5 separate regions of the Homo sapiens genome follow, and all the other regions are linked to region 1. A link is a loop called in an ENCODE intact Hi-C map of the cell type or tissue named here. Cell type or tissue: heart right ventricle. All regions are shown on one strand.

Region 1 (4,000 bases):
GGGAACACATTTCTGTTGTTTTATGTATGTATGTATGTATGTATGTATGTATGTATGTATGTATGTATGTATTTATTTTTGAGACGGAGTCTAGCTCAGTCAGCCCAGGCTGGAGTACAGTGCCGCGATCTCGGCTCACTGCAAGCTCTGTCTCCTGGGTTCACGACATTCTCCTGCCTCAGCCTTCCGAGTAGCTGGGACTACAGGCACCCGCCACCGTGCCCAGCTAATTTTTTTTTTTTTTGTATTTTTAGTAGAGAGGGGGTTTCACCGTGTTAGCCAGGATGGTCTTGATCTCCTGACTTCGTGATCCACCCACCTCGGCCTCCCAAAGTGCTGGGATTACAGGTGTGAGCCACCGCGCCCAGCCTGTTGTTTTAAACCAACCAGTTTGTGGTAATTTGTTATGGCAGCTCAACAAAATGAATACAGGAAGCCAGGCCTTTCTACCATGCATGATCCGTCACTGGCTGTGGACTGCCTCTGGAAGGATGGGTGTCCTCGGGGGAGCCAGCTGTCTTCAGCTGAAGCAATCCTCAAAGAGGGCTGACAGCTGAGGGCCATTCTCTGGCAGCACTCCCAGCAGCTGGGGGATTAGATTCTTTATTCCTGAAGGGGATCTGGGTGGCACGTTAGAGCAGCCACTTCCCTGACCCTCAGTTTTCCCATCTACATAGTGGGAATAACAATAAGACCTATCTCATAAGGTTATTAGGAGATTAAATTAGATGATCATACTAATAGCGAACATTAGTGAGCACTCACTGTATACATGCCAGACACATCAAGTACCTGAGTTCATATTCAGGTGCCCAGCATATTGTAAGCCCCTGGCAAACAGTACTTATTATTAGTGGATGTGTCCAAGGTCACCCAGCTGTCACAACCAGGACAGAACCCAGATCTCCTGACTCTTGGGCCAATGCTTCTTCTGTAATAGGTCCCTCCTGCATGTACCTAAATATGTCTTCTTTTCATGATGGCCATAGTAATTTCATGCAATGAAACAAAATTTGTGCTGCACAAAAGAAATGCTATTTTGCCTCATCATCTGAAAGGAAGAGCTGTGAGTTGTCTGAAATTCATTCACACTCTCTCAGGCAGACCCTGTGTGACCAAAGTCATTAATTTGTGGGACAGGCTGGGGCAGGAGAGGCTGGGCACAGCTCCCTGCTGCATACAGCTAATTGGCCTCTGCGGCCCCACGTTCCAGTCCCAGCATCTGCTGACATGGCATTCCTAAGAAGAGGGGAGAGGCCAGATACTATCATTTTAAAGAGGACAAAGTGAAGGACAGAGAGATTAGCTGATCTGCCCCCTTAATTATGCGGTGAGCTCGCAATGGAGCCAAGGATTGAATCCAGATTTCTCAAGTCCCAGATGGGTTTTTTCATCAGGAGGTCCTGCCACATTCCTTCTCTTGGAACCGCCCCCTCTCTGGATCCCAGAAACACATACCTGGGTTGAGTTCGTGAGTTTGTGTGTGTCTCTGTTCCCTTCATGTTATCTTGATTCTTAAAAAGAAAGGAAAAAAATGCACTTACCCTTAGAAAATGATCACTTAATTGAGATTAGTAGGAGGATGCACACATTTCTTAAATGCTTTTTTTTTTTTTTTTTTTTGATACAGGGTCTTCTGCTTTGCAGCCCAGACTGGAGTGCAATGGTGTGATCATAGCTCACTGCATCCTGAAACTCCTGGGCTCAAGCAATCTTTCTGCCTCAGCCTCCTGAGTAGCTGGGACTGCAGGAACAAGCTACCACACCAGGGTAATTAATTTTTTTTTTTTTTTTGATAGAGACAGGGTTTTGCTCTGTTGCGCAGGCTGGTGCTGAACTCCTGGGCTCAAGTGATCTTTCCACCACAGCCTCCCAAAGTGCTGGGATGATGGTCCTGAGCCACTGCATCTGGCCTAACTGCTTTTAACCACCTTTATTTTTCAAGAATTTTTGGCTTGACACATCCAGAGCCCAAACAGAAGAGGTCTTCAGATTTGACCCACGCATTTCTTGCCAGAAGAATTTATATATGAAGGCGTTGTGCAAGTTATTAATGTTAAAAGGAATTTCCTCCTCCAGTAAAAAATCTGAAATAAAATTAATATTGGCACAATCTGAGACTAAGAAGAGACACTGGCCATCCAGGAGTTTCCATAGGCCACGCTCCAATGTGAGCTTTCACCACTAGAGGGCGTGATCTGAATTGTGCACTCAGCGTTTCTTCCAAGAGTAATCGTTCCCAACAAGGTAATTTACCAAAGAATTACTTACTGTCGACTTTAGATACATATCCCAATTATGTCTCCCCTCCCAACTAAATTCTAGATTTAAAAAGTATGGACAATATAAGAAACAAAGCAATTTGCAAACGTTTATCTAACTGACCACATTGTTTCTATTTTGGTTACTCTTTTTGGGAAACCGCCAAAGTAAATACCCTCCTGTGAGTTGGCTTGGGGTCATCCGGCCTGGTCTCCTCTGCCCAGCCCCTTTATCTCAGCCTGGATCTTCTTTGGAAACAGAAATCATTTTCTCTTCCATCTTCTGGTGTTGAGGTTTAGTCATTCTTTCCTTCAAAGAGCTGAGAAGTCCTTTAAAAGCAAGACACAGCTTGTTGGTTGGTTCATTTGGTCATTCATTCATTCCATGGATGTTCACGAACATGAACATACCATGTGATAGACTGTAGAGCTAATTCCTTGACCTCTTAAAATGAACAGTGTAGGGGGAAACCGTAATAGTTAAAAATAGGGAAATGTACTGAAGGGTGCTATGGAAGCATGAATTCTACTTGCCCCTGCTCACCTTCACAAAGGTAACTGATCATCCATACTCAAAAGAGACCACACAGTGCTAGAATTCTCATGGCACATCACCAGGTAATGCTGCATTACCTCCACTGTTGGCTTTAAAAGTGTATTTCCTTTAGGCTAAACTTGTAGTAAAAATAAATCTATTAGCAGGAGAGCAACAAAAGTGCTCTGAGGAGAAAAGTCCTGGGCTATTGGGCTAGGAATCAAGATATATTGGGTGGTGGGGAAGGGGGTGGGAGGGGAGGTTACAGCTTGAGGGGGTGGGGCAGAATTCTTGCTTTGCTGTTAGCAAATTGAGTGCTTGGCCAAGTCAGTTGACTTCTTGGGATTTGCATTGTCCAGTTTCTAAAATGAAGGAGTTGAACCTGGTCAACGTGTTCCAAAATGTGTCTCTTAAAACAGAAATCTTGAGAAAAATGGAATTTGGGGATCAGATGGGTTTCGGAAATATAGCGTAATATCTGCCCCTTTTCACCCACTCTCCCATGGTAATTCCAAATCACCTGAGCTTATTAAAGGTTTGAGAGGTCCTAGAGTAAAAAGCCTGCTTAACTTTATTTAATTCAGTGTTTCCCAAATGTATTTGCCTGGAGATTCAGTTTTATGTGATAGCTATTAATGTAGAAATGCTGGACTAGATATTCATTGAAAAGCCGATAAACATTTATTGAATGACTACTTTGCGCTAGGAAGCCACCTCTCTGGCTGTATTACATGAGTCTGTGAATTTTATGATTTAATCAAGTAAACAGGAGATTTTCCTGTAGGTTACATCTTCTAATTAATCTGTTCACAGTTTCCAGAAGATACTGTGTTGTATCATTAGTGGTTTTTCACATTTGTAGCAAACTTTTTCTTCACTTTATATTGGAGTTCAAAACAGATTTAATTCTTTTTAATTAACATGGTGAACAGCAGAGGATAAATAGTGTTGACCCCTTGCTGGTCTTAACTCCCCATCTGATCGTAGCTTGGACCAACCTTCAGATGCACTGGGCTCTTTTGAATGTTTATGCAAATTTCATTTATTCATGTCCCCCCTTTTTTTGGGTTCTAGGTACTTTAACAATTTGGATAAAATTCATTTGGTTTTGGAAAGGAGAAACTTTTAGTACATGCTTTCTTTTGTGCAGCTGATGAAAAAAATCCCCATCTGGTTCGCTAAAAAATACAATCGTGTTGTCTTT
Region 2 (4,000 bases), 65 kb before region 1:
CAGCACTGTGCTGGAGCTGCTTCATACTGGTTAATGAAAGCGGAAGACATGCATCACTTCTCAGGTCTCCATTTGGGGATGTCATGTTGGTCGCTTGCAATTAGCTATGGAGGAGGTCTTGACACCACAGAAATTGACATATGTCACAATCAGAGCTTTTTAACCTAGGGATTTTATTGTCAAAAATTTACTAGTGCACCATTAGTGTTATGTAACTCTGCAGTTATACCTAAGGGCTTTGTGTTTTTACCCTGACACCTCTGCTTACAAGCAGAGTAACTCTGGGCAGGTAATTCTACCCCTCTGAGCATCAGTTTCAGCATTTGTGAAATAGGGATAATCCCTCCCACTTGAAAGAAACTTTTTATGATTAAATAATAGATACAAAAGACTTAGAATTGTGCTTGGCACAGTGCGAAAGATGGACAAATGTTAATTCTTTCTTAATTACTCAACCTTTTGGAGACTTCGGTTCTGACTCACATTCTGCCATTATCTGTGCATGACCTTGGGCAAATCATGCCACCAACAACCTGGACTCGGTTAGTTCATCTTTAAAAAAGGGAGAAGGCTTAGATCAACTCTGAGATTATTACCATTTTTAATGTTTGAAAACTTTGTTGAAATGTTGAAATCGTATTAGGATCCTAGACAGTTAAGGGAACACCCTCTACCTGATCCTGGGCTCGGAGAAAAGGACAGGCCCTTTCCTAGGTCATGGCTGACACTCTAGAACCCTTCTTCTTTTCTTTTAAAACAGAGAATATGGATTATTTTAGTCCCTGGATTCATCATTTGTGCTTACCTGGGTTTAAACTCATTAGATTTTGAACTCCCTCCTCCCTCTGCCCCAAATCCAAATGACACAGCAGACTCCTAAAAGCTTGCTCTAGCCTGGCCCTGTCAGACTACATTTTCATCAACCAATTTAAAATCTTCCTGATCCCGCTGATGAGTGAGAACATGCGGTGTTCAGGGGACATAAACATGGGAACGATAAACACTGGGGATTACTAGATGCGGGAAAGAGGGAGGGGGAAAAGGTCTGAAAAACCACCTACTAGGTACTATGCTTATTACCTGGGTGATGGCCTCAGTCATACCCCACACCTCAGCATCCCACAATATACCTTTGTCACCAACCTGCACATGTGCCCTCTGATTCTAAAATAAATGTGAAAAAGAAAATCTTCCTGATAACAAAAATATGCCCATTCTTTTTTCTTTTTCTTTTTTTCAAACAATTTTTTTTATTAGCTCAACTTCTGGAGAAGAAGAAATATTCTCCATTTCCAATATAGAAAATGTTCTTAAAATAACATTGCAAGCATTTATCTTCATAAGCTTTCTGAAACTCTGAACAGATTTCGTTACACTTTTCTCTGTCGGATATACTACACTTACAGCTCAATTCAAAAGTCAGAGGAAAGGAGTCAAATGTCTTGGTTTTGTCCATCCTGCATTTAATGTGTGTTGTGTAGCACCTGAGCCTCTCAGTGTGTCTGTTATGCATTCTTGCGACTATTATTAATTTTTCTGTGTAATGTTGGAGCGGCAGCACCAGGCACTCGGCTCCCCACATGCATTTTATGGAACACACATTCAGTGTATGTGCTACAGCCCCCGAGCTGCCCACACCCCTGGGCCTGAGGGGAATGGTGGGGGAGGTGACCGCCAAACATTCGTGACATAATTTCCAAAAAATGTCCAGAAGTGCTGCACATTTTCTCCCTTCGTGAAAGGCACATGTGCCTCCCAAGCCATTGGGTTGGTATTCGTTACACATATAAACACAAGGGGGTGGTGTTTGAAAGCAGGAAAACCATGGAATTTGCTTCTCAATCCCAGAAGCAATCTTTTTTGTAGCACAGTCCAGGCAGCAGTCTGAGGCTATTCTTTGTCGTTCCACTGTAGTCATATTCTGCAAGACTAAGAAGGAGATAGTCTTGATTTATTGTATCAAATCGGTTAATTTAATTTTTAAAGACTTTTCTTAAATCTGTCCCACGCTCTCTAACTCTCCTCTTACTGCCCATGTTCAGGCTCTCATCATCTTTTATTTTTTACCTTATCAACTTAGTTATTTATTAACTTACATAAATAAGTTTCTGTTATTTATTAACTTACATAAGTAAGTGTTTCTGTTTAAGCATATAATCCACTGAGTTTTGACAGTGTTTATACCCATGAAATAACCACTACAATCAAGATAGAGAGAATTTCTATCACCCCACCAAAGATTCTGTTTCAGTTTGCAACCCAGCTTTCCATTCATCCCTAGGCAATTCTTGATCTTTTTTTTCTGTAGATGGTGAGTCACTTTTTATCACTTTTGGTCACTATGGATTTCCATTTAGTGGGAATCCACTGTATGATTTGCATTTCTAGAAATGGAATCATATAGCATGCCCTCTTCTCTGTCCAGCTTCTTTCACTCAGCATAATGATTTGAGGCGCATCTAAGTTGTATGCATTCCCTTTTGTTGCAGAGTGGTATTCCATTGTATGAATATATCGCAGTTTATTCATTCAGCTGACAAAATACATTTGAGTTGTTTCCAGCTCTGGGCTATTGTGAATAAAGCTGCAGTGAGCATTAGAGTACAACTCATTATGTGAAGATAGTTTTAGTTCCTCTTGGGTAAATTCCTGGTAGTGGAATAGCTGGGTCGTAAAAGGAGGTATAAGTTTAACTTTTTAAGAGACCGTCAGTTTTTCAAAGGGGTTGTAGTATTTTAATTTTCCAGCAGTTTGAGTGTACCAGTGTCTCCATATCCTAACCCAGACCTAGTATTGCCAACCTTTTAAATTTAGCCATTCAGTGTTATAGCTTTTAGAATTTGTCTAGTAGGTTTTCTGGCTTTGAAAGCTCCAAAATAAAAATAAAAACAAAAGAAAATAAATTGAGCCATGCTAGGGGATATAGAGTGCTGTCTCATGTGGTTTTAATGTGCATTTCCTTGTCAACTGGTGATGCTGAGCATCTTTTCTTCTTTTCGAGAATCTTTTCATATGCTTTTTGCCATTTATAAGTTTCATCTTTTGAAGTGTCTGTTCCAATCTTTAGTCCGTTGTTTTATTGAGCTTTTAGTTTTCTTACTATTGAGTTGGAAGAGTTCTTTATATATTCTGGATTCGAGTCCTTTGTCAGATGTATGTGCTATGAACATTTTCTCCCATCCTGTGACTTACTTTTTTGTTTTCTTAATGATGTCTGTTGAAGATATATATATATATATATATATTTTTTTTTTTTTGCAATGGGGTCTTGCACAGATACCCAAGCTGGAGTACAGTGGTGCAATCTTGGCTCAATGCAGCCTTGACATCCTGGGCTTAAGTTATCTCCTACCTCTCAGCCTCCTGAGTAGCTGGCACTGCAGGTGCATGCCACCACGCTCGGCTAATTTTTGTATTTTTAGTAGAGATGGTTTCACCACGTTGCCCGGGCTGGTCTCGAACTCCTGAGCTCAAGTGATCAGCCCATGTCGGGTTCCCAAAGTACTGGGATTATAGGCATGAGCCACCATGCCAGGCCCTGTTGAAGAGATTTTTTATTTTTGGTTTTCAATTAACCATTTATTTCTTTTATGATTTTTGTCTTTTGTGTCCTGAGAAATATTTGCCTACTACAAGGTCACAAATATGTTCTCCTGTGATTTCCCCTAAGAATTTTATGGTTTTTACTTGTTTATTTAGTTGATCCATTTTAAGTTGATTTTTGGGTTTTGTGTGAAGCAAAGGTATCAATACTCTTTTTTTCTACACAGATGCCCAGTTGTTTACTTTTAATGTCTCTTTAATTTCTGATATTATTTGTACCCTCTTTCTCTCCCTATCTTATCCACTCTGTGTCTCTGTCTCTCTTTCTCTTTCTCTTCTTTAACCAGATAGTGGGTTATCAATTTTTGTTGATTTTAAAAAATAATTAAAATAGCTTTTGGCTTTGGTGATTTTCTCCATTGCTTGTCTGCTTTCTATTTTATTGACTTTTGCCCTG
Region 3 (4,000 bases), 330 kb after region 1:
CCCAGGGAAACTGCCGCTGCCTACAAAATTCACATGAAACGCTGACGTTGGAGTTACTGTACTTATCAGTCAGGTTTCCGTGAAATTTGTCAAACCGGCCAGAGCGCTGGTGTCTTGACAATTCCTTACGGGAAAGCCCCTCAGCACCCTCCGGGCTGTGGAGGACCTGATTGGGACCAACAGCCGAGGGGCCCGGAAGGCGGAGGACCGAGAGGCGACGGCCAGGCTGCGTGGCCAAGCTGACGGGGAACCCCGGCCTCCATCTGAGGATACTAAGCGGTTCCGACGCCTTCCCCCGCGGCAGTCGGGACCGGGAGAATCGGACAGAAACCAGCCTCAGAGTCCGGGGCAGGAGCCGTTGACGGCTGCCCCTCAACGCTGCGCTTCGGGTTGGGTTAAGTCCCCAAGGCGTCCTCAGACCACGGCGGGGCTTCAAACGCCCCAGTCCCGAAGACAGGCAGGGGGTCCCTCTGCTGCGCCGGGATGACAGGCTGGCCCCGACGACCCCGGCCCCGTCCCGCAGCCCTCACCCGCTGAAGAGATCGGGGAAACCGAAGAAGGTTCTAGAAAGTCTCCGTGGACGACGGGCGCTGGGCGGCCGCTTACCTTGGTGTACTTAATTTCGAGATTGGGCGTGGGCGACGGCAGGAGGTGCAGCGACGCCATGAGGGCGGCGGGGTCGGCCTTCACCTCGCCGGGCATCTCTATCTTGCTGGAAGTCATGGTGGCGGGCCGGGTGTCCCTAGCCCGCGGCGTGGGGCAGTGCGGGCTGTGCGCGCGGTCCGCGGCCCGGGGGCGCGCTCGCCTGTATATAGGCAGGTGTCAAGCTGGGGCTCTTCTTATTGGACGTGAGGGCCGAGGCGCGGGGGGCTGGTCCATCCTACCTAGGACGCCCGGCGCAGCCTCCATTTACATAAAGCCCGCGCCGCGCGGCCGGGACGCTTGGCGCCCACGGTCAAGTCCGCCCGGCGCTCCCGCCCCCCGGCCGCGGAGACCAGCCCACGCCGCCTCCACAGTCCTCGACGGTGGGAGCGGAACTTGCGCCGCGGCCCGCGGGCCTCGGCCAGCCGGACTTGGTCTCCGGGTCCCTGGGTCAGAGTCGGCGGGAGGCGCACAGCGGCCGAAGTCGAGCGAGGGTCGTGGCCCCCGGAAGCGGAGCTGGCAGGGGCTGGCGGGGACCGGAGCGGCCCGGTGCTGCTTCGGAGTAGAGAAAGGCCAGGAAAGTCCAGGCTGCGGAGGGCGGCTCCCAGCTCGCCCACGTTCCCTCCCATCCCCGTCCCAGGACCCACCGAACCCCGTCCCCCTTCCTTTCCGGAGACCCGGGAGGGCGTCCTCCGTTCTCCTCCTCCGGGCAGGGGCGCCAGGCTCTCGGCAGCTACGCCCTCTCCCCCGACCCCCCGACTCCCCTCAGCCGGGCCGAGGTGCATGGTGGCCAGAGGGTCAGGGAGAGGTGGCAGTGGGTGCGAGTCCCCCTCGCCTCGGGCTCAGAATGAGGATCCCTGCGAGCGGGTCAGCGCGGGGCGGCCCTTGCCAGGCGTCGCCCGCCCAGTTGCTGCCCTCTGCCGGCCGGGACCGCCCGGGCGGCTTGCGCTGTGGCGGGAGGATATGGGCAGTGATCATCCCCGGCTCCTCCGAGGAGCTGCATGCTTCGTGGGCTCCTTTAGTTCTTCTCGGATCCCCTCTTCCGGCTGTTTCCCCTCCTCACCCAGCACACCCACAGAAACACTATTTTGTTTTTCTGTTGTTCCTTACACGCTAAGAGCTATCGTCCCGCCAGACCTTAGGCTCATTTTACTGTCCCTTTGGGATTGAGTTTCCATCTCCCCCCTAATCTAAGTGTTTCCAAAGTCTAACAAGCTGCCCTCTAGTCTGTGGATCGGCCTGCAGGTGTAAACCAAGAACCTAGAGACCCTGCCTCAGAATGGGCTTTGGACTCCGTGGACTAAATCAAGGCCGCATGGAAAGACCTGCATAAGTCCCTTCCCTTCCTTACTCCTCACTCCAAATGTAAGCTTGACAGGGGCCTACAGTGTTGATAAACGCTTTTTCTACACTACCAAGCAACACTGTGATTCTCGTCTTTTTGTTTTGTTTGAAGAGACAGGGTCTCACTCCTTCACTCAGGCTGGAATGCAGTGGCACCGTGACAGCTCACTGTGATCTTGAACTGGGCTCAAGTGACCCTACCACCTCAGCCTCCCAAAGTGCTAGGATTATAGGCATGAGCCACTGCACCCGGCCTGATTCTCATCTTAAATGCCATTTTTAGAGCCGCTGGAGTCCCATTTCTTGGGCGTTAAGAAAACATTAAGCATCAGCCAGAAAACATCTTTCCTTAGATACTTTGAGTAACTAAAACTGCCTAATGCTCAGCGCTCAGATGCTAAGCAATAGTGAAAACAGACAAAAATATTTCATTTTAGTATTAGGTTTATAGAAATAAGTTCCAGCCTCTCAGAACCCAAAGTGACCTGGGTGAATCGTTTTCATGGAGAAACTACAGACCTTAGCTTGGGCAGTCGAGGGATCTGTACTCAGGGAATTTCTATGGCCAAAAATTATGACTTAATAACAGTGTATGCTCATAAGATATACTTTTATCAAAGCCTTAGAAGGTTAGAGATACAATTGAGAAATAAAAAAGTAAAATCTTAGAGTTCATTGGGGAGAAAGAGAGGGTTCCAGCAAGGGGGAACAGTGATACCTGTGGAAAAACTTATCACTAGTTATGAGAGGCTGTGGGGAAAACATGAAAAAGAGCCATAACAACATGAGCTGAGTGCTCCAAGGAGGACGCCTACTCCCTGGGAAAGCTGACCTTTGGCTGGGTCTTAAGGGAGAAGGGAGGCTTCAACAAGAGCAAAAAGAACACTATAGAAAAGGTATAGAGGCTGGGCACGGTGGCTCATGCCTGTAATCCCAGCAGTTTGGGAGGCCGAGGCGGGTGGATCACTTGAGGTCAGGAGTTCAAGACCAGCCTAACCAACATGGTGAAACCCCATCTCTACTAAAAATACAAAAATTAGCTGGGCCTGGTGGCAGGTGCGTGTAATTCTAACTACTCGGGAGGCTAAGGCAGGAGAATCGCTTGAACCCAGGAGGTGGAGGTTGTAGTGAGAGGAGATCTTGCACTCCAGCCTGTCTCCCTTGTGCCTTCCTCAGTTCCTAAAACAGCGTAGAACACATAATAACTATTTAATAAGAATTTTTGTTGGTTGATTTGAGCAAAAGACAGAGCACTTTTGACAACTTCCACCGTAAGTGAAAGTAACTTCCTTCACTGCCTGATTAAAGAACATTTTCTCCTCTTGATCTTAAACTTCGTTTTGCTTTTCCCCATCGGTGTTTTTTTGTTTTTTTGTGTTTTTTTTTTGAGACAGAGTCTCGCACTGTCATCCAGGCTGGAGTGCAATGGTGTGATCTCGGCTCACTGCAACCTCCGCCTCCCAGGTTCCAGCGATTCTCCTGCCTCAGCCTCCCGAGTAGCTGGGATTACAGGCATCTGCCACCACACCCAGCTAATTTTTTGTGTTTTGGATAGAGACAGGATTTCCCTATGTCAGCCAGGCTGATCTCGAATGCCTGACCTCATGATTCACCCACCTCGGCCTCCCAAAGTGCTGGGATTACAGGTGTCAGCCACTGTATCTGGCCAAAAAAGATATATATTTTGTCTATATTCAGCTCGTGACAGCAGCCACTTTTTGTTCAAGCCCCCTTTTTTGTTTTTTTGAGACTGTCACCAAGGCTGGAGTGCAATGGCATGATCACGGCTCACTGCAACCTCTGCCTCCTGGGTTCAAGCGATTCTCCTGCTTCTGCCTCCTGAATGGCTAGGATTACAGGCACTCACCACCATGCCTAGCTAATTTTTGTATTTTTAGTGGAGATGGAGTTTCACCATGTTGGCCAGACTGGTCTCGAACTCTTGACCTTAACTGATCCACCCTCCTCGGACTCCCAAAGTGCTGGGATTACAGGCATGAGCCACCATGCCCGG
Region 4 (4,000 bases), 120 kb after region 1:
CCAAAGTCTGCCTCAATGTCTGTGTTTAGCATGTGCAACCTTGGCCTTCCCTTCAGTTTGTATAATTGCTGGCCTCTATTCTAGCAAATAGTAAGCAAACACTCTAGTTTGGGGTAATATTTTAATCGCTGTCTTCTTAGCATGGCACTGCAGGTCTTTGGGTCCTTCTGAATCTGCCTGTCTGCCCTCCAGCCTCATCCATCACACTGGGAGAACACTGAGCCAACATGCAGTCCAGGGTCACAGCATTGAGCCTCCTCTGCCTTCAATGCTGTTACCTTCTCCACCTGGCCAAGCTCTCCTCCTCCTTCCAAACCCAAATCAAGGCCCACTTTGTTTCTAAATTTTTTTGGGCCACTTCTTGCTCTTGCCCTGTCTAGGGAGAATTAAGCCTCCACAATTAGGTGGCATTTTGTTTATACTCTTACCACATATACAGTGTGCTATGGTCTGAATCTTTGCACTCCCAAATTCAGACATTGAAACCTAACCCCCAAGATGATGGTGTTAAGAGATGAGGCCTAGGGGAGGTGACATAATCACCCTTGTAGATTTTTTAAGGACGCTCTTAGTGCCCTTATAAAAGTAGCTTGAGGATTTTGTTTGCCTCTTCCACCCCGTGAGGATACAGCAACAAGTTGGGGCAGAAGGTGAGCTCTCACCAGACACTGAATCTGTTGGCACCTGGATCTTGGATTTCCCAGCCTCCAGAACTGTTAGCAATACATTTCTATTGTTGATAAATTACCGAGTCTAAGGTATTTGGTGGTAGCAGCCTGAACTGAGATACTGTGTAATTTTAGTTATCAGTAATAGTATTATCATTATAATAACAGCTATCTTCGGTTATTAGGTTAGTGCAAAAGTAGTCATGGTTTTGGTCATTACTTTTAGTAGCAAAGACCATAATAACTTTGCACCAACTGAATACTAGCTTCCAGAAATGGAGCTAAGGACTTGTATTAGGTCATTTAAATATAATTTGATTTTGCCCCATTTTTCAGAGGAGGAAATGAATGTACAGAGGTGTTATCAAGTGGTCCAAATGCTCACACCAAGCAAGTGGCAGAGCCAAGCATCATACCAGCCAGTCTGAGTCTGAAGCCTGTGGTCTTTACCCCTGGCCTACACAGCACATTCATGCATGTCCTCGTCTTTTTGTTGGGTTGGGAATTTTGATGGAAAGTTTTCTCCTTCATCCACATTTGTGTTCACTGTCCTACATATATGGGGCCCTCAACATTGCAGCACTTTATTTTTCAGGTGAGTTTTCATCCAGACATTGATGGCAGAAGCTTTTTGGAGAGAGGTGATGAAGAAATGCCATCAGGCTGCTTATTAATGGGATGAGATGAGACCTCTAACATTGCCAATGGGACAAAATACCACCAGTCCCACAAAGGCATGTCTGTGGGGTGTGGTGGGGTGGAGGAGGGTCTACTGCATTGCATGACAGCGAGATAGGGAGAGAGATCAGGTATGAGGACAAACATCCGAGGTGGGGTGATGGTGCACAAAGGGCAGTCTAAACTGAGCATCTTCAATGAGGCAGTCTCTTGATTTTTGCTTTACACTCCTGCCCTTTTAATCTCCTATTTCCCATTTTCATATAGAAAACAGAGACTCACAGGGGACTAAGTAACTTGTCCAAAGTTACGTGGCTAGTAAGTGGCTGACCTCCCCATCCAGGCATGGGGCCAAAGTTGAAACCCTTGGATAGAGTATGCTGATTTTAGTTTCAAGTTTAAGGCCACTGCATTGCCCTGCCCTGCCCGGGGCCATGGCTGTAAGTATAATCTTGTGCCTTGAGGAAAAGGGGCCTGTTGGCTTCATATACAAATGTTTAATGTAGTGGTTAGTAATAGGTGGGGGAGGGAATGCCTTGGTCTGGCATTGAAGGATGCTGCTGAACTCTGACGTGGCGTATTAACCAGCCTGCAAAGAAAATGAACTCAAAAATGTAGTCAGCTACCTTAACCTGACACGCGGAATCTGTGGTTGAAGGCTGCAGCTCTACTATGCAAATAGTTCTTATCCCCTGTGTCAGCTAAGGTTCAATACCCATCCCTCCTTCCCACCCTTGGTATTATCAAAATACTAAAGTATTTTTTAGTATTTTCAAATACTAAAGACAAATGATTTTATATTTTAAATACCTGTATTTTATGAAAGAGCAATATTAAAAATACTGAAAAAGCTTGCTTTCTTTAGGCAAGTTAATAGCTTTATATCACCTTTAAGCAGAGAAACTCTAAATTTGAGCACTAATGCTCCCTGTGTTCAATCTTTCCTCACCTGGAAGGGGGATGAAGGAATCACGCCTGGGTTTCTTCAAGTCTAAACAACTATCATCCCCCCATTGTTTCCGTTTCCTTTTAGTGTTAGATCTTTCATTTCATTTGGGGTCATTATTTTTGTGCCTTGATCTCTGGGATTATAGTTGCCCAGTTCTGCTCGCGTACAAATGAAGTGGAGCCTTCATTAGTTCTACCCCATTTATGACAGCATTCTTCCTTGTGCAATGTAGGGAGCCTAATGTGGTCTTACTGAAGTCTCTATGACCCACTCTGTGTCATAGAATTGCATTCTCTTGGATCTTGGATAGCGAATTACAAGTTTGATTGGGTTTCAGCAATGCACTTGGCTGAAAATACACGTAAGACTTTATTTTGGGGGATGCCATTCCAATGAAGTTAGTTGTCCACATTTTCTATTCCACTTTCATTTTGAACATCGTTAGTGTTTTCCATTTCCTAGCCTTTCTTTGCAAGGTTCATTTAAGATAATTAAGATTTTGGTGAATGACAGAATGGTAATTCCAACCGCAAGCCCTATGAGATGGGGAAGGATGAGTCAAATAAGGTTAAACGATGGGTGACAGGGAATCCCTTCTCTTGACACCATTTCTAAATTTGCAAGAAACTTGAACCCTGGAGTGCTTAACTCTTCTTCCACTCCATGTCCAAAGGGTATTATTGTCATGAAGGAGGTCTTTGAAGTGTTAGTAGGATGCTTGTGGTTTCAAAACATTTTCTCCTTCTCTGGTGCAGTCTCCCCACAGCTGTTTTCATTGCCCCTCCTTCCTCCTACCCAAGATGTTCTGCCAAACATGCACCTCCTCCAAGTGACAACAGCCCTCTGACCAAATAGAAATTGCTACCCCACTAACAAATTAGAGATGTCCTCAGGCCCAAAGTTTCCCCAAGATTTTAGACTCCTCTGCCCAAGAACTTTGGGACAGTTTTCCATACCTTAGACAACTGTTGGTGTCAGTGGCAACTATTAACTCCTTCTTTAGAGGCAACTAATTAAGATCCAAGATCAGGAATATGTTTCCTTTGTTTTCTACCTGACCAAAGGCTCCTCTCTTCTGGGGCAACCCCCAGGATTGGAGTAGCCTTTGTATTTTTTACTGTGTAGGGGAAAAATTTACAAATGTCTATCAATCAATCCTAGTTTTCTAGTTATTTAGGCAGCTACTCAATGTTCATAATCATTTCTACCCAGGTATCTGTGGCAGCCTCTCATTTTGCGGCAGATGTGACAGTCATATGTGATCTAGGGTTTGGGATGATTTTACCTTGAGAAATGCCCTAGGAGTCTATGATAGTCTTCAACAAGGAGGAAATATTGTGTATTATTCACGGTTTTACTGTTATTTAATCACAGAGGAACTATATGTTTGGCTATAAGCTATGTCTTAGAACTGGGTTAATGATCCCAAGCAGAATGTCTGTCACACAGGTCATCAGTCAATGTTTGCAGAATAAGCCAGCTAGGGTTTTATTTAAAAAAAAAAAAATCAACATGCCAAAGGGTTAGCTGGCACAGATGAGAATCTATATTCTGGGTAATATTCTCTAGTAGTAAAAAAAGATAAGGAAAGGTAAAGACCAAATTATTTGACATAAATGCTTTTAATGGGATAGGAAGAAAAGAAAAAAGTAAAACTAGTTGAGGTGAGCGAGTGTAGAACCTTGGATTTCTAATTCAAGATGAG
Region 5 (4,000 bases), 450 kb after region 1:
TCAAGAAATTGACAATCCAATAAATTTCCTAGAACAGCAGTTCTCAACCAGAGGTGGGCAACTGTTCCCCAGGGCATTTTTGGTTGTCACGGCTGGACCTGAGGGAAGGGGCTGCTACTGGCATCTAATGGGTAGACGCCAGGAATGCTGTTAAGCATCCTACAATGCACACGGCACACCTCCCACAACAAAGAATTATTCAGTCCAAAATGTTAATAGGTTTGTGGTTGAGAAATTCTCTCCTAGAATGATCACAACTAGAACACGAAAATGTCCGCAACTAGGATGGATCTCTTGTATCTTTCCAATGGAGCATCAAAAACATATGTCCTAAGGATCTCCTTATTCCCAGAGCCCAGAATTCGCCCATGAGTTTCCCTTAATTCCACCATCCAGAGTCTCAGTCTTGGAGACCAAGCTCTTCTTCCACCCCCTTTGAGACCTCCTTGGTGATTCATTCAAAAGTCAAAGAGACATGGTGGTTCCAAAACAGATGGAGATCTTGCCCAATGTCCCTTTGCTCTGTTAAGTATATGTTAGGAGAACTCACGTGAAGGAAAATGTTGGAATCACCTAATGTCCCATGTCCTTAGCTAGCATCAGGATCTTTTCCCTTCCATGGAGTCATTTATTCATTCATGCAGCTACTTGATATCTTACTCAAGGCTCTCCACTAAAGATGATAAGACCTAGTTTCTGTCCTTCACTGTTGTGTTTATATTCTACTTAAGAGGTTATTCCAGAAGCTCTTACACAAGGTTGAAGCAGTCAAGTGCCATTAAAGAGATTTGACTAATTAACTCCAGGAGTTTAGAGGTCTACAGCTCCAAATTTAAGAATTATGGGAGTGGAAGTGGGAACATTTATAGTATTTGGATATGCTTAAACAAGCAACAGAGGGGTTATCTCAGGCAGAGAGAACCGTTATTCAAAGACACAATGTTAAAATCACAAGTGATCTAGTCTAGCTGGAAGGGTGCAGAAAGAAAGTTGGAAAGGGCCGTTGTCAGATCATAGAGGACCTGGACTCCCAGAATGAGAATTTTGGCTTTTCTTCTGCTCCCTGTTTTGTAGGTTATAGGGAGTAGCAAAGTATTTGGGGCAGAAGTTTGGCAGGTTTAGAATGTCAATTTAGCAAAATTAATCTGGCATCATCCTATAAGACTGATTGAAAAAGGAGAGAGTGGGGAAGTAGAAACCCATTAGGAAAGAGCAGGGTTGGCTGGTAATCCTCAACCAAAAATTTCTCCCCAAAACCTTTGAGGGACAACAGGCTTCCAAAGTGTTCTTAGAGTGTCTCATTTCCTCAGAGTTCTATATTCAAGGGAAATCCCTCAGTAGATATCCTAGCTTGGACCTACACCTAAGGTCTTAGAAAAAAAACAAGGCTACCTTGTTCCCAGGTCCCCATGTACTCCTGAACGGCAAGCAGTGGAATGATGGCAGGTACAGCGAGATGCCAGAGGGTTTGATGAGGGCAAGAGTCAACAGACCCTGGCCAAAGACTCTTGGTTTTTCCTTTAAATGTTAAGATGTTTCCCATCAAATTTCTCTCCACTTATTCACATTGTTAATGACTTAATCAGTGAAAGCTCTCAGGAGTATTATTAAATTTTTCAAATAGTTGGCCCAAAGTATTGAATCCCTAAAGATGGTCCTTTAGACAGTTAACATACACATGTTCCTGGCATCTCCCGAATCATAGTGTGCAAATGATCACTATTTGTGTGCATATAGGACTAGGCTAGGCAGGTAACCACATCTGAGCGCCTCCATTTGTGACTTGTGAACCTGATACAACATGTCCAATCTGATAAAATAAAAAGCATCCAGCCAGTGAAGAGGACGTGTACCCTGGCTGATATCTTGGACCTTCATCTGCTAAATGACAGGAAGAAATTTGCCATAAAAGGAAATGATGGACCCAACAGGTAGCTTATACTCCCTTCATGTTTTGACCTCTAGAGAAGACTTCAAGTCTTTACAGCCAAACGGGAGAGGCAGCCACCCTCCATGTGCCTCCCCTAGAAAAATCCATCTGGATTTGGGGCCTGGGGAAGGGCACTGTGAGGGCGGCCGAGTACAGCATCCTCGCTGCCGTGTGGTAAGAGTGACATCTGGTGGCTGCCATGCTCAGGCTCAGTGCTCTTCCATCAACCCTGCAAGGGCAATGGAGGACTTCGGAGACCACTTAGGTGCCCCAGGTGGAAGGGACCATGCAGATGAAGGAAATGGAGCTCACGATGGGGAATGGGGGTTTGATTTGCTCAAAGACCTTCTAGATAATCTTGAGATTAGACTTAGTTTCCTGGATTCTAGGACAGGGTTCTTGTGTCCTGCTTATTTCCTTTATCGTTCTTTCTAATCAAAGTTTGAGATATACAAAAGGCCACATGGAACATATGTGTAGTTATTCAGCATAATGATGAAAAGAAAAGCTATGGGTCCTTCTAGAATCCAACTAGAACACTGAAATTCTTACATGCCTCTGGGTACTCCTCTTGTCTCCCATCCCCTCTGCATTTATCCTGAAGTTTTGTGTTTTCCATTCCCCTGCTTTTTAAAAATACTTTTATCTTAAATGTATATATCCTTAAACAATATACTGTATAATTTGTTTGCTTTCCTGATCCTTTCTAAGAAATTATTTACATGGATTTTCTCTCTCCAAAGAAGATGGTGACAACTCACAAAGATACCTGCTTTTCCCCAGAACTATAGCTTTGCTGTAATGTACTAACATTGAGGATTTCTGGAAGAGAGAGAGCCATGGCATGACAGCCTTATCAGAGGGTAGCCTCAAGCTAAGATCTTAAAAAATAAGTACTGATTTAAATTATATTTAGAAGGCAATTCACACATCCACCTTAGATTTTTTAAAAATTCATTCATTCATTGAAAAACATTTCCTGATTGATTAGTTTGATTGTCCTCATACACTAATGATGCCCAGGAATCTCTCCACATTCTGCTTGTAATCCACAGGAATCATTATTTCAGGATGAGGGAAAGGCAATTCTGAATAATTGACCTGAACTTTCTTAGGGGCCCTCAATCTTAACGATGGGCTCAGGCACTATATTTTATAAAAAGAAAATAAATAAGACATAATATCTCACAAATATTAGTAGGACAATTAAATAGATCATCTGAAATCAGGTGTAGTGGAAAGTCAAGGATGGCAGTTGCCATGCTGCACTGAGCCCCCCTTATACTTAGCTCTTGCTGAGTTAAGAGGGAACCATGAGTGTGAGAAAGACTAACAAGTGAGTGAAAAACTAGACAGTAATACCAGGAGGAAGGCCAAGAAATGTATCACTAATTTCTTGTTTGATTTCAGAGCTGGAAACAACTTCTGGTGGATTCCTGTAGTGGGCCCTTTGGTTGGTGCTGTCATTGGAGGCCTCATCTATGTTCTTGTCATTGAAATCCACCATCCAGAGCCTGACTCAGTCTTTAAGACAGAACAATCTGAGGACAAACCAGAGAAATATGAACTCAGTGTCATCATGTAGTGGCATGCTCAGCTCTGGATTTGCAGTCAGTTTGGGATTCTCTTCAGAAAGATGGCATCTAAGTGTCTGTGTTCTTGTAAGCCTGAGGTGGAATCCACCCAGTTTTGTCTGCTAGCCATATGGGACATCTAATTGGAAAAGCATCTGCATAAAAGTTTGGAAACAATGACCACTTCTCTACCATTGTCCCCCACCCCCACCCCCCAGAATAACGCTGACTGTCCCCTGAAACAGCCTTCTCTCCTGCCCTGTTTATTTCATCCTCGATGGGAATTCTTGCTAGGTAAGCACTAATAACTCGGCATCTTGACGATAGTCCCATTTGGGTGGTTTCAGCTGCACTATCTGTATGAAATGGTGTCACCAAAACCCTTTTCTTCAGTATCGACAAAGATTACATTCTGAGTACCAACCAAACCCTAAATTGAAAGACAAAACTATGGTTTCAGTCAACATATTCATGAATTAGGGAGCTAATGGGTTAA

Evidence for each region. A loop is a pair of places that touch in the nucleus more often than their neighbours do. Peaks named below come from ENCODE experiments on the same cell type or tissue, not always from the same donor. Only the 100,000 strongest peaks of a DNase experiment are listed, where the experiment ranks them.
Region 2: a loop joins it to region 1, with 7 times the contacts of the local background. A loop is called at or near these places in 22 of 110 quality-filtered maps.
Region 3: it touches region 1 in a loop (5-fold over the local background); 27 of 110 quality-filtered maps call a loop at or near these places.
Region 4: a loop joins it to region 1, with 4 times the contacts of the local background. A loop is called at or near these places in 25 of 110 quality-filtered maps.
Region 5: it touches region 1 in a loop (7-fold over the local background); 23 of 110 quality-filtered maps call a loop at or near these places.

Annotation. Positions count from the first base shown.
Region 1 is chr15:57,730,532-57,734,531 of GRCh38, forward strand. It overlaps LOC105370834 (a long non-coding RNA gene), which reads left to right and starts at 1,880. Exons shown (of 6, transcript XR_001751554.3): 1 at 1,880-2,247. In heart right ventricle, a CTCF peak has its summit at 2,174 (motif pointing right); a DNase peak (open chromatin) is centred at 2,179.
Region 2 is chr15:57,665,651-57,669,650 of GRCh38, forward strand. The region is part of intron 10 of GCOM1 (GCOM1, MYZAP-POLR2M combined locus); the gene reads left to right. The region is part of intron 11 of MYZAP (myocardial zonula adherens protein); the gene reads left to right. It also overlaps the pseudogene LOC124903589. Among named protein-coding and RNA genes, the nearest start is that of POLR2M, 39 kb to the right of the region's middle. In heart right ventricle, a CTCF peak has its summit at 1,793 (motif pointing right); no DNase peak of the experiment used is centred here; H3K4me3 peaks cover 509 bases; H3K27ac peaks cover 2,164 bases.
Region 3 is chr15:58,064,928-58,068,927 of GRCh38, forward strand. It overlaps ALDH1A2 (aldehyde dehydrogenase 1 family member A2), which reads right to left and starts at 784. Exons shown (of 13, transcript NM_003888.4): 1 at 607-784. The coding sequence starts at 723. ALDH1A2-AS1 (ALDH1A2 antisense RNA 1) reads left to right here and starts at 298. Exons shown (of 3, transcript NR_147215.1): 1 at 298-815; 2 at 1,888-2,007. RefSeq lists enhancers at 1-321, 322-841 and a silencer at 1,450-1,639. In heart right ventricle, CTCF peaks have their summits at 1,562 (motif pointing left) and 1,769; DNase peaks (open chromatin) are centred at 164, 904 and 1,554; H3K4me3 peaks cover 1,838 bases; H3K27ac peaks cover 2,334 bases; H3K27me3 peaks cover 2,313 bases.
Region 4 is chr15:57,855,018-57,859,017 of GRCh38, forward strand. No RefSeq gene overlaps it. Among named protein-coding and RNA genes, the nearest start is that of POLR2M, 150 kb to the left of the region's middle. In heart right ventricle, no CTCF peak of the experiment used is centred here; no DNase peak of the experiment used is centred here.
Region 5 is chr15:58,180,621-58,184,620 of GRCh38, forward strand. AQP9 (aquaporin 9) reads left to right here. Exons shown (of 6, transcript NM_020980.5): 6 at 3,341-4,000. The coding sequence ends at 3,515. Among named protein-coding and RNA genes, the nearest start is that of AQP9, 44 kb to the left of the region's middle. In heart right ventricle, CTCF peaks have their summits at 2,119 (motif pointing left) and 2,320; a DNase peak (open chromatin) is centred at 2,091; H3K27me3 peaks cover 620 bases.